Regions from separate parts of the Homo sapiens genome. Here region 2 is linked to region 1. The links are chromatin contacts, found by Hi-C or POLR2A ChIA-PET in ENCODE. All regions are on one chromosome and are shown on one strand. The core of a region is the stretch at or near the end of the contact, and the rest is flanking DNA. Distances in the headings are between cores, read along the strand shown.

Region 1 (4,086 bases), core at 915-3,414:
AGAGAAAGAAAGAGAGAGAGAAAGAAGGAGGGAAGGAAGGAAGGAAGGAAAGGAGGGAGGAAGGAAGGAAGGAGAAAGAAAGAAAAAGAAAGAAAGAAAAAGAAAGAAAGAGAAAGAAAGAGAAAGAAAGAAAAGAAAAGAGAAAGAGGGAGGGAAGGGAGGGAAGGGAGGGAAGGGAGGCAAGGAAGGGGAAAGGGAAAGGGAAAGGAAATTAAGGCCAGAGAGAAAGTCACCTGCTCAGGGCACTTACTGGTGAGCTGGGACTAGACCCAGCCCAGCCTTGTGCTTTTTGTGCAACTCCCGCTCCCAGTTCCACCTCATCACTACATTGGCCTCTGCTAGTCCATATTTCCAGCCACAATTGACAGTGAGATGGTTGTTTCCAGTTCTTTGTGTTGAGTTAAACAGGACTTATGTCTACTATGTATAAATGTGACATCCAAGCTATCAAAGAAAACCACATGAGCTTTTCAAGGCTATGTGTGGTTAAATTCTTAGCAATTTGAGAATATTAATGTTGCAGTAAGGATGTGTGTATGTGTGTGTGTCCTCTGTGCCCCCTCAGCTCCCATACTGATGTCATTTATCACTTCCTTCTCTGTGACTTAACATTTGTTCATATTTTGCTTAGCTAACCACCTACTCTTACTGACATGAATCAGAACCTCGTATGTGACATGGGATGACTCAGGATAGGACAAAGGTCGCTCTACTGTGGGTCCCATTCATTACCTAGAGCCCACCTGACCTCATGCCCAAGCTAATGAGGTCAGAGGCAGCAGTTTGCTGCCTCATTGAACTTCCTGTACATTTTCTTTTTTTTGTTGTTGTTTGTTTGCTTGTTTGTTTTGAGACGGAGTCTTGCTCTGTCCCCCAGGCTAAAGTGCAGTGGCGCAATCCGGTCTTACTGCAACCTCTGCCTCCTGGGTTCTAGAGGTTGTCCTGCCTCAGCCTCCCGGGTAGCTGGGATTACAGGTGCCCGCCACCACGTCCGGCTAATTTTTGTATTTTTAGTAGAGACGGTGTTTCGCCATGCTGGTCAGGCTAGTATCGAACTCCTGACCTCAGGTGATCCACCCGCCTCAGCCTCCCAAAGTGTTGGGATTACAGGCGTGAGACACTGCGCCCGGCCATCCTGTACATTTTCAACCCTTGGCATCAGTAGCAGCATCCGACCAGCAGGTGGCGCAGCGAGTGCAAGAGCCAAAGCCATGGGAATTTTTGTATTTTCTAAAAATCAGAGACAAGTGAGATGTTATATAAACACCTTTTAAAATATGTATAGAGGTTGCCAGATTTGTTTTTAATTAGTGTATTTGGAAAAACACAAATGCATTCTCATTTGTAGAAAATTTATATAACACAGTTAGAGTGAAATTTCCCCATCCCTACGTCCTTACCAAAAAGGAACTTTTATGTTTCTCTCTCTTTCCGGACTTTTTTCCATGCACTAAAAACGTATAATACTTCTAGGAATATAAACATTTTTTCCAAAAATGGATCATACTGTATTATTTTACAAATTATTTTTCCACTTAATACATTTTAGACATCTGTGTGTATTTGTGTATGTGTACACATATTTATATTATTTCATTGTTTAAAAATTTCTGCCTAGGATTCTATTGAATGACTATTACATGGTTTATTTAACAGTTTTTCTATTGAGACGTTAGCTGTTTTTCAGTTACCCGCTATTACAAACAATGGAATCCACGTCATTTATGTGTATTTCTCTAATACAGATACTTAGCTGTGAAGATATGTATTTTTTAATTGTTTAGAAAGACACTCAAAAGAGGCAGACTGGGCCTGGCCAGTCGCTCACCCTTGTAATTCCAGCTTGAGGTCAGGAGTTCAAGACCAGCCTGGCCAACATGGCAAAACCCCGTCTCTACTGAAAATACAAAAAAAAAATTAGCCGGGCATGGTGGTGGGAGCCTGTAATCCCAGCTACTCAGTGGGAGGTTAAGGCAAGAGAATCGCTTGAACTCGGGAGGCGGAGTTCGCAGTGAGCTGAGACTGTGCCACTGCACTCCAGCCTGGGTGACAGAGTAAGACTCTGTCTCAAAAAGAAGAGTCAGACTAGAGGACTGCCACGTGACGTGAGGATTCACAGTCAGTAATAATCAGGGCACTATGGTCTGGCTGTCAACTGTTCCAGAGGGAGGAAGCTGGTGACGTGGACACACAGCTATGTCCACTCACCTCCCAGCTGCAGTCAGCACAGTAGCTCATTTGACTCAAAGTCAAAACCACCAGGGTCCCGACAATCCAGTGTCTGCTGAGGAGGAAAGTTCTTTATTTGTTATCAGATGGAGTGGTGTGACCACTGCAGGCAGCCAGTGAAAGGAAACAAGGATTGGAGTGAGCAGGCTGGAGGGATTCTGATTGGCAGTTGTGTTCACAGCTGTGCATTAGGGGCGGCGGTCTGTGGTGGAGTGGTTTTAGTTCCTCACGTATGATGTATTCCCTGATTTGCAGTTGGCCGCCCGATCCCTGTTCGTCAGACTCTGAACCCGACCCAGGAGCAGATTGAGGAGTTACATCAGACCTATATGGAGGAACTTAGGAAATTGTTTGAGGAACACAAAGGAAAGTATGGCATTCCAGAGCACGAGACTCTTGTTTTAAAATGACTTGACTATAAAAAAAAATTAAAAAATAAAAATAAATGACTTGGCTGTAATAAGGCATAAAGAAGGATAAGAGACCATCCTATTGTGAGAATAAATATTTTAAAGACGTTTATTTTTTTTCTTTTGCCTGTGGCATCAAATTTGCAACAGAAAAGTATTATTTATGGCGATGAATGTTGGTGTATCTGTGGTAAATAAAAACACAGATGACTGTAGGATAAGGTTGGAGATGACTATAAGACATCTAATAATTTTCCTTGCCTATGAAGGCAAAATCATTTTACAGGTTATGAACAAGTTTAGAATTATTCATGTGCTCTGAAAAACAAAAGAAAGCTTCAAAAAGTAATTACACCCGGCCGGGCACAGTGGCTCACGCCTGTAATCCCAGCATTTTGGGAGGCCGAGACAGGTAGGTCACTTGAGGTCAGGAGTTTGAGACCAGCCTGGCCAACATGGTGAAACCCCGACTCTACTAAAAATACAAAAATTAGCTGGGCATTGTGGTGGGCACCTGTAATCCCGGCTACAAGGGAGGCTGAGGAAGGAGAATCGCTTGAACCTGGGAGGTGGAGGTTGCGATGAGCTGAGATCGCACCATTGCACTCCAACCTGGGAGACAGAGTGAGACTCTGTCTTAAAATAATAATAATAATAATAATAATAATAATAATAATTAGACCCTCTTACTAAACATCACAATAACTTAAGGTGGTGTTTTCACAAAATGTGACAACTGTTGTTCACAGCCAGCCCATTTGGGAGACACTGTGTAAAATAGTTCGCCATATACAGCTAGAGGAAATATTTTTTTCTGCTTGAACAGGACATTTGTTAGTGAATAAAGATACTTTTAATACTTAGATAGTTTGAGCCTTTGGTCATATCAACAACAAATTTTTAAATACTAGTGCAGGATTTTTTGCCATTTTCAAAATGGGATGAATCTGTCATACGAAAACTCATGTGGACAGGAGAATGGTTCCTCATTTCTATTCATGCTTAGAATCATGCTCCTTTGCTGTAGAGGGAAATCTATTTGGAAGACAGGCTTTTGCACATGATTCAGGACTAGAAATTCTGGAAATTCCATATCAGGAAATTCCAAAAAATTTTCATGCTAAGAGAAATGGTTTTAATTTGCTTCCTGAATGGCCTTTTCATTATAAAATAATCTCTAAAAGAAAGTGCCGGCTGGGCGTGGTGGCTCATGCCTGTAATCTCAGCACTTTGGGAGGCTGAGGCGGGTGGATCACCTGAGGTCAGGAGTTCGAGACCAGCCTGACCAACATGGTGAAACCCCGTCTCTACTAAAAATACAAAAATTAGCCAGGTGTGGTGGCAGGCACCTGTAGTCCCAGCTACTCGGGAGGCCGAGACAGGAGAATTGCTTAAACCTGGGAGGCGGAGGTTGCGGTGAGCGGAGATTGCACCACTGCACTCCAGC
Region 2 (4,265 bases), core at 22-2,521, 1.1 Mb after region 1:
CACAAGCCTTTAAAATGTGCCACCAACTAGCGTCAGATGTGCCCCAATATTTATAACCTTGTTTCCACACTACCTTCATTTTTTAACATACCAGTGGCTTCCGAAAATGGAAGTGGCAGGAGCTTTCCAACCCTGAGTGGCCCTAACCTTCTGTGACTCTGGGAGAAAGACTTCAAGAAGCAAGTAAGAGAAAAAACAGTGGGAAGAGGCCTCAGTGGATACGGCTGGCATCACTAGGTATCTCACACTCTGTTCTTTGTTTTCTGTGTTAACAATGGGACGTGGCTGTTCTCTGCCTTTCACGTTCTGTTCTGCCCCATCTAGTTCATAGCCGGCAGCCTCAGCAAAGACCATGTCCACTACAAGAAGTTAAATAAAGCGGCAAAAATGACAAGGGGTTGGCCTTTCTGCTTCTCAGGCATCACCTAATTCTGAAATCAAATGTACTTGAAAGGTAACATTTAGACCATTCCTGGCCCTCCAGGACAAAGTAATCAGGGATTTGAACATGGGGCTAGTTTTCCAAAGACCCTAACAAACTTCACAAACGAAATTCTCACTGGTCACATGAACATCCACTATTTACAAAACATTCTCATTTCAAATATAGAAACTACTTAGTTACACTTCAATCAAAATGAGGTTTGCACATTAAACTAAAAAATATGACAGGCGTTCTAAGACTATACAGGAGATTTCAGGCTGACAATAAGAACTAAGACTCAATGTTTATTTATTTTTCTTTAATTTGAAACAGGGTCTTACTCTGTCACCCAGGCTGGTGTACAATGGCACGATCACAGCTCACTGCAGCCTCAACCTCCTGGGCTCAGGAGATCCTCCTGCCTTAGCCTCCCAAGTAGCTGGGACCACAGGTACACACTATCACTCCGGGCTAATTCTTTTATCTGTAGAAAGGGGTGTCTCACTATGTTGCCAGGCTGGTCTTGAACTCCTGGGCTCAAGCAATTTTCCTGCCTTGGCCTCCCAAAGTGCTGGGATTATAGGCATGAGCCAGTGCACCTGGCCCCAATCTTTATTTTAAATAAATGTGATTTAGTATTTGACTTAGACTTTCGATTGATTTTACCAATAGGGTGACAGAGTTAGCAAAACAATACCACTGATTCTGAAAATAAATGTCAATGTGCCATAAACCATGTTGGAAAAATCTTTGAGTACTTTTTGGCATCAAACCAAGAACACAGTCATCAGTTCTCCTTGCTTGGTAAATTTTAGTCATGGGCTGTAGTCTATGACACATCTTTGAGAGGCAGACTTTGAAGGAGCTAATGCTGGCAGAAACCAACCAGGGTTGATTTTGGATGCAATCCAAGGAAAGCAGAAAGATCAGGTTAATTAATTCCAGTCAGCCCTAAGTAATGATTCTTTAGGGTCTGACCCAACTCTCAAAACAAAAATCACTTTCCCTCCCAAGTTTACGAGCCACCTTCAAATTCCTGAGGACTGCGGTACTAACCAACCTAAAATGAATGCATGCATAGATTTGTAAAGCCAACCAAACTTGTGAACCCTGAAAAACTAAGGTAATCAGTCTTAGTTTCCTAATAAATATAAAAGTGTTTTAATTCCACAGCAAATAATCCAAGCATATAAACTGTTCTTATGCATACAGTACTCTGTATTCCACAGAATATAATACAGTTTTTAAGCCCTCACTTAACTTCAGCAATAGATTCTTGAAAACTGCAACTTTAAGCAAAACAACATACTATGTAACAAAACTAATTTTGCCACAGGCTAATTGATAGAAACAAGAGTCAGGGACAGGCAGTGGCTCAGGTCTCTAATACTAGCACTACGGGAGGCTAAGGGAGGAAGACAGCTTGAGCCCAGGAGTTCGAGACCAGCCTGGGCAACACAGTGAAACCACATCTGTACAAAAAATACAAAAATTATCTGGGTATGGTGGCATATGCCTGTGGTCCCAGCTACTCAGGAGGCTGAAGTGGGAGGATCATTTGAGCCTGGGAGGCTGAGGCTGCAGTGAGCCGTGATCATGCCACTGCGCTCCAGCCTGGACACTAAAGGAAGACCTCTTAAAAATAGAAAGTCAAGTTCCTTTCTTCAAGTTCCACGGGCATACAGCGTGTCATTTTGCTTAAAGACACAGTTTCTAAGAACATATCAACAGTGTTAAGTGAGGACTTACCGTACTACTTTATCACCAGTTGGGTTAATTGGTTAAAAGAGGAATGCAATATAATTTATTTGATGATAAACCGCTATGACAGATAGTGGGCAATTATTCCTTCCTTCCTCCCCCATGCTTCTGAAAAAAAAAAAACTACTTCAACTGGTCACTTGCCAAAAACAAACGAAGAGATCAAACGGTCTTTTTAAGCAAAGCCAGGTTTCCGGGCCATGAACACGTAGCTTTGCTAAGAGAAGCATGAAATGTGAGTAGCCACAAACCTTAACAATCACGAGAACCAACAGCAAGGAACAGATAGCAAGTATTCACAGGAGACCGTGGATAGGGTCCCATAATACCTATGTCAATGACTGAGCCCAAAGGCTAGTAAGTGGCAGGGAGAGATTCTAATAAGATCAGTCTGACACTAAAGCCTGAGGTTGTCCCAGCATCCATGCCTCCATCCTCCCTGCAATCAAATGCCGTTTTCACATATGTGCAGTGTCAGTGGGACTGCTGTTTACCAATATGAGGCTTTTGACTCTATGTTAAATAGATCCATAACACCAGAGTCAACATACTACAGACTGCTTATAAAGATGACAGACAATCCCCCATAACTTGCCAATTAAAATAAAATAGCCCAGTCTAGGTGCAGTGGCTCATTCCTGTAATCCCAGCACTTTGGGAGGCCAAGGCGAGTGGATCACCTGAGGTCAGGAGTTCGAAACCAGCCTAGCCATATTGAAACCCTGTCTTTACTAAAAATACAAACATTAGCTAGGTGTGGTGATGCATACCTGTAATCCCAGCTACGCAGGAGGCTGAGGCAGGAGAATCACTTGAACCTGGGAGACGGAGGTTGCAGTGAGCCGAGCTAGTGCCACTGCACTCCAGCCTCGACAACAAAGCGAGACAACTCTGTCTCAATAAAATACAATAGCCTGTAGGCAATAAAATTAGGCCTCCGTATGAGAGGTGGTCCAGTCAACATCACCACAACGTAATGTTAGTAAGACATGGCTGGATGACAACCAAAAGTCAACCTGGCTCCAGGGTCTGCCTGAAGAAAGATGTGTTAACAGCAATGGTCTGCTTAGAGTCCTGGAAAAAGAAAACAATTTGGGGGCTGGGTGTGGTAGCTCATGCCTATAATCCCAGAACTTTGGGAGGCCAAGGTGGGCGGATCACCTGAGGTCGGGAGTTCGAGACAAGCCTGACCAACATGGAGAAACCCCGTCTCTACTAAAAATACAAAATTAGCCAGGCATGGTGGCACATGCCTGTAATCCCAACTACTCGGGAGGCTGAGGCAGGAGAATTGCTTGAACCCGGGAGGTGGAGGTTGCAGTGAGCCGAGATCGCACCATTGCACTCCAGCCTAGGTGACAGAGACAGACTCCGTCTCAAAAAAAAAAAAAAAAAGAAAAGAAAACTATTTGGAAGAGTTTGGGACCACATCTCTGGGGAAAGATGCCCTGTTTGGCTTCTCTGAGTATCCGCTGTTGATTTATTTAACTGGAATGGAGATAGACACAACAGCTATGAGCTGAAGAACATCAGAGACTATTTGGCCCACTAACTCTTACTACTCTGATTCTAAGCTCTCCCAAGAAATTTTCTGATCATCATCTAACTTCCCAGGAGACCTTTTTCCAAAAAAAGACAAATATGATGACCAAATAATAAGAACATGGTATTCTACACGACAATTACATTCATCAATAAAAATGACCCACTGCATGGCAGGTGTGATGCTGGGCACTTTTATATACATTATATTGTTTAATCCACAAATCTAGGCAATGTGTCATATTGAAGACAAAAAAGATTAAGTTGTTGGCAGTTGAAAGACTTTCCCAGAATTATCAAAATATAGGTGGCAGGGTAGGTATCAAATGCAGCTTGGATTCTATACTTCTATAAAAAATGTCCAGCTGGGCACATTCATTCACTCTTGTAATCACAGCACTTTTGGAGGCCAAAGTAGGTGGATCTCTTGAGCTTAAGAGTTTGAGCCCAGGCTGGGCAATATGGCAAAACCCAGTCTCTACTAAAAATATAAAAATAAGCTGGGCATCATGGTATGCACCTGTAGTCCCAGCTACTT

Evidence for each region. Hi-C counts contacts between places; a loop is a spot of excess contacts on that map. ChIA-PET counts read pairs that join two places held with the same protein, here RNA polymerase II (POLR2A). Pooled maps may share reads with other maps.
Region 2: a map of chondrocyte shows a loop between it and region 1 (4-fold over the local background). The contact joins two enhancer-like sites. A Hi-C loop is called at or near these places in 2 of 168 maps with a recorded cell type or tissue (chondrocyte and esophagus muscularis mucosa) and 3 of 50 pooled maps. POLR2A ChIA-PET finds 5 or more read pairs at or near these places in 1 of 52 experiments (OCI-LY7).

The regions. Positions count from the first base shown.
Region 1 is chr2:222,707,252-222,711,337 of GRCh38, forward strand. It overlaps MOGAT1 (monoacylglycerol O-acyltransferase 1), which reads left to right. Exons shown (of 6, transcript NM_058165.3): 6 at 2,485-2,679. The coding sequence ends at 2,639. Among named protein-coding and RNA genes, the nearest start is that of MOGAT1, 38 kb to the left of the region's middle. RefSeq lists enhancers at 2,039-2,333, 2,143-2,332, 2,279-2,573. Within about 2 kb of position 2,165, at least 21 of the 41 ENCODE cell types and tissues checked have a DNase peak (open chromatin) inside an H3K27ac peak, as active enhancers do.
Region 2 is chr2:223,814,045-223,818,309 of GRCh38, forward strand. The region is part of intron 1 of AP1S3 (adaptor related protein complex 1 subunit sigma 3); the gene reads right to left. Among named protein-coding and RNA genes, the nearest start is that of AP1S3, 21 kb to the right of the region's middle. Within about 2 kb of position 1,272, at least 6 of the 41 ENCODE cell types and tissues checked have a DNase peak (open chromatin) inside an H3K27ac peak, as active enhancers do.